2 separate regions of the Homo sapiens genome follow, and region 2 is linked to region 1. Evidence: read pairs that join two places in POLR2A ChIA-PET (ENCODE). Cell type or tissue: A673. All regions are shown on one strand.

Region 1 (2,500 bases):
CAAATTCTAACTTTCAGCCTTGGTTTTCTCATATATAAAATTGGGGTAACATCTATAGGGTTGTTGTCAGAGTTTCATTACCATGTCTACAAAGCACAGAGTAACTTACTACATTTTAATCCCTTCACTATTTCTCCTCCTCAGTTTTGGCAATGGTAACACCTTTGTTAGTTACCTCGCCTCAAAAGTCAGTTTTCTTTTATTGTTCCCTCTTCTTCCTCTCCAGCAGCTCACCAAAACCAGGCATCAGTGTTTCAATGTCTTGACTCTGTCACTTTTACATTACCACTGCTATAAAGTCAAGGTTCTCATCAACTAATGCTTAGGTTACATTTTGCTAACATGTCTGTCTTTGCTCTCTTCTCATTTCAATCCTTCCAATACCCTGGTTAAAATTATCCTCCTAATTCAGAGTAATCTTCCATCCCCACAGTCATGTTCAAAAAGCTGTAATTTCTCACAAATGCCTACCACATATCTTACTTGCTCAGTCTACAATCAAGGCCTTCCATAATCCCTCATTCTAACCCCATACCATCCTTATACTCTTCATATACCCTATACTCCAGGGAAATAGAATTATACCATTCACCAAATATATTTTGTGCTTTCTAGCACAAACTAAGGCATTTTCATGCCTTAGTTCACACCATTCTTTCCTCCTAAAAGATACTCTCCTCTTACCCTCATTTATCTGTCCAACCTTCATACACTGATCTTTAAAACCTAGAGTAAACCCCTGGGTGTACAGGTCTACTGAAGGCCTCCTGTGGGTTTGAGAACTGTTTCATGCTATAAGGAAAATGATGTGAGTAAATTCTTCACGTTTTTTTCTTTAAACTGGGAAGATGATCCACAGTTGTCCATGAGATTCTCAAGAGGGATGAGTACCCAAACACTGCCTTCCAAGAAGCCTCTAAAATGCCTCTAGCTGGAAAGGAGTATTCTTTCCTATGAACTCCCCAAGCACCCAGCGTTTCCCTACCTTAGCACCTAACTCATTTTACCTTATATTGTATTTATTTGCTTAGAAGCTTTCTACTCCTATCGGACTTTAAGAATATTGTAAAAATGCCCTGTGGCCCATCACGGTTAATAGCCAAGTGCTTTACACACAGTAGACAACTATATGAAAGAAAATGGAACTATGAATTGGTGCGCCTCACTGTTCCTAAGATTTGGGTTTGGACCTGATGACAGCTAAGGTGGTCATTCCTTTCCAAAACTATGGTTCTACAATTGTTTTTCTTGGACTTACATTATGTCATTTCAGAGTCTTTTGTCCTTTAATATACATTCTCAGAGATCTGTAACTATGGAAATAGCCTTTTAAAAAAAAGAGCTGTGTTTATACATTTCCCCCAAATTACAATGTCACAGAAAGGCCACTAAATTGAGGCTAAAATATACTTTGATAATATATTTTTCCCCAATTAGTTTTATGATCTTCGGCTAATCAATGTCTAAGGGAGTTACTTTTTTCAAACTTAGCTGCTAAATGATTTCCAAGACCCTATGTATTTCTATAAATTGATGTGGTTTATAATACATGACATGACAGTAAGAATGTATTTTAAACAGCAATAAATTTAGTAGGATTTTCCCTTGTAACTCATATAAAGATACAGTTTCTGACTTAAAAAAATCAAGATCCTTATCTTCTTTTTTGAGGGCACCTAATGAACCTCTATGTCAGAGATGAGCTCAGTGAAGGTCTAATACTTTCAAATACCAAGTCATTTTTATTACCACCTTGAAACTTACATACTTTGAATATTTATATTTACACTGTAGTTATTTATTCACTTACTGTCGCTTAGATTTGTATTCTCTAATCTTGTCCACAAAGAGTTTCTGTATAGGATCAAGTTCCTTATTAAATGCCACTGCTGTAACACCAATGTTCCTCCGCAAATGGACTGAGACGGCTGACCGAATGACAGAGGAGAACCTGAAGAGCCTCTGAAGAATCATGCTGATTCTGTTACAGAAAACAAGCAGCAGAAACGTTAATATACTTATTATAAATCACCTCTAAATATATCATGAGAATCAAATTCTACTAATTGCTACAGAATTACATCATATCAGATCTCAGTCTATACCTGACCACAGTTCCCTTCTCCTCCTTATTCCCCATTGCAAGTTTTTTAGGTCTTAACCAAAAGGCTCTGGGATAATGGAACAGTTAGAAACTCAGGCCTGAAGCTTCATCAGGGTTAGAGCACAAAATGTGAGGTGAGGTATTTCTTCCCCCTTGAACTTAGTCATGGATCAGAGAAAACAGTAGAGGTAGACTGTTGCAACACTGTCCGCTCCTAACAGGAAAAGTACACTGGCCCCCAAACTAATGTACAAGGTTTCCCATACCTCAGCCGGGCATGACAACCTGAAAATGTGTACTTCACAGGCCCACAGAGGGAGAAACTGCTCTGCCTGTTACAAATGGATTCCAGCCATTTAAGAATACTGTAACAACTAAATCAAAGTCCAGAAGAAC
Region 2 (2,500 bases), 180 kb before region 1:
GAGGACAGAACCAAGGGAGATGGTGCTAAACCATTCATGAGAACTCTACCCCATGATCCAATCACCTCCCACCAGGCCCTACCTCCAAGGGGATTATATTTCAATATGAGATTTGGGTAGCGACATATATCCAAACTATATAAAGATATGCCAAATATACCAAACACTGTATTTATTAACATTCATAGACCCTTAATTTGTTGAGTCAAAATTGCACCCCTGTTTAGGTCATCTTTGAATATATACACTTGCTATTCTTCTGTTGGCCTCCTGTTTCCTAGCAAAGTTAATTTAATTCAGAATTTATTGATTAACTACCTTGCACCTAACACTAAATACTATGCTAAGTATTATGAGGAATAGTAATTTAGTAAATAAAACATGAATCCAGTTCTTGAACATGTTACATTTATGTTAGCAAGATAAAAACAAACACTGATAATGCAGCTCAATAAGAAAATCAAATGATATAGTATGAAATGCAACAGTTAATAATAGAGAAATCTGGGCCAGATGCAGTGATTTATGCCTGTAATTCCAGCACTTTAGGTGGCTGAGGTAGGAGGCTCACTTGAGGCCACGAGTTCAAGACCAGCCTGGGCAGCATAATAAAACCCTGTCTCTACAAAGAATAAAAATTTAAAAAAAAATTGGTTGGGCATGGTGGCACATGCTTGTAGTCCTAGCTACATGTGAGGCTGAGATGGGAGGATCACTTAAGGCTAGGAATGTGATGTTTCAGCGAGCTATGATTGTGCCACTGCACTCATCCTGGGTGACAGAGAGAGACCCTGTCTCTAAAATAATAATAAAGAAATCTGACCATCAGTGCCATAAGAGTTTGGACAAAAAGTTTAGACTATGAAAGCTGGATAAGTCAGGGAAGATTTTTTTAGAAGAATAAATATATAGAACTCCAACAAAGAGCTGTGTTCAAAATACAGGATAGAAATCAGCATGACTAAAGTTTTGTTCTCTGATGATATCAAAGATATTGGTCACTTCTACAAAAAAAAAAAAAGAATTTTAACTACACATTCCTTTGAGGCTTGAAGAAAACGTGGGAAACTGAGATATTCCTTTTGTGTTTATCTACCTGAAAGCATTTTGTTATTTCAGAGATAACTGAGCCTGGAACTTATATAGATGCATACGTTTTCTGTAAAATAGAATAATGTCAAGTGACCTCTTGGGTATGTTTGTATTAGTTTCGTAATGCATTTGTTTACACGAATGATAATCTTGAAGCTCAAGGTTAGCTCATTTCCACAGTTTACTGCCCCTATTCATGCTACTCCCTTGGATTCACTTTGTCCCACACCCTAAACCTAGCACCGGGATAAGTTTAAAATTATATTCAACAGAATTAACATTAGAATGCTGTTCTTAAAACAGACCTGGAGATGCAAAAAAGGATTTAAAAGGCCATTGGGATAGCTGAATAATTTAAAAATAAAGCTTGGTAAAAAGAAAACTGAAATTATTGTATTTATTACAAAAAGCATACACACCTGTAGAAATCATAGATGAGGCCCCTACAGAGACTGGTGAGATGCTTCTGAGCAAGGACCCATGAGGGTTGCAATTGCCCAGAGGTATAGAGGATACCATTCTGAGGTCTCCAAAGATGGTCCTCACCCCTGTATGTTTCCCCTATAAATACTTTTAAAAACCTGAAAAAAATGAAAAAGAAGAATACAAAAAGAAAGCCAAAAACCACTTTCATAGTCAGAGAGTGTTGTGGACTGAATTGTACCTCCCCTCACCTAATTCATATGTTGAAGCCCTGACCCCCAATATGATTGTATTTGGAGACAGGGCTTTTAGAATTAAGGTTAAAATGAGGTCAGAAGGATGGTGTTCTAATCCAATAGGACTGGTGCCCTCATAGGAGGAGGAAGAGAGAGATCTCTCTCTCTAAATGCACACACTGAGGAAATTCCACATGAGCCCATAATGAGAAGGTGGCCATCTGCAAGTCAGGAAGAAAGCATTTCCTAGGCATCTAACCAGCTGGCACTTTGGTCTTAGACTTCCCATACTCCAGAACTATGAGAAGTAAATTTCTGTCTTTTAACCACTCAGTCTATCATATTTTGTTATGGAAACCCTAACGGGTTAATACAGGTTTTGATGCCAAGAAATGGAATGCTGCTATAACAAATACCTAAAAATGTTGAAGCAGCTTTGGAATTGAGTAGTGTGTAGGGGCTAGAAGAGTGTTAAGGTCCATGCTAGAAATACAGACATTAAAAGCAATTTCTGGTGAGGTTTCATACGGAAATAGAGAGTTGGAAAGAAAGCTTCGATCTTCTCAGTGAAAAGGTAAATACACATAAAGAGAACGTTGGCAGAAATATAGATGTTAACAGATATTCTGGTGAGGTCTCAAATGAAAATGGGGAACATTTTATTGGAAACTGAAGAAAAAGTTACCCTTGTTACATAGTGGCAAGGAACTTGGCTGAATTGTGCTCATGTTCTAGTGTTTTGTGGAAGA

What was found. Peaks named below come from ENCODE experiments on the same cell type or tissue, not always from the same donor. Only the 100,000 strongest peaks of a DNase experiment are listed, where the experiment ranks them.
Region 2: POLR2A ChIA-PET joins it to region 1 with 5 read pairs; 4 of 35 experiments call an interaction of 5 or more read pairs at or near these places.

What each region holds. Positions count from the first base shown.
Region 1 is chr21:25,727,821-25,730,320 of GRCh38, forward strand. ATP5PF (ATP synthase peripheral stalk subunit F6) reads right to left here. Exons shown (of 4, transcript NM_001003703.2): 2 at 1,811-1,981. The coding sequence starts at 1,974. Among named protein-coding and RNA genes, the nearest start is that of ATP5PF, 5.8 kb to the right of the region's middle. In A673, no CTCF peak of the experiment used is centred here; no DNase peak of the experiment used is centred here; H3K27ac peaks cover 428 bases.
Region 2 is chr21:25,551,824-25,554,323 of GRCh38, forward strand. No RefSeq gene overlaps it. Among named protein-coding and RNA genes, the nearest start is that of MIR155HG, 9.1 kb to the right of the region's middle. In A673, no CTCF peak of the experiment used is centred here; no DNase peak of the experiment used is centred here.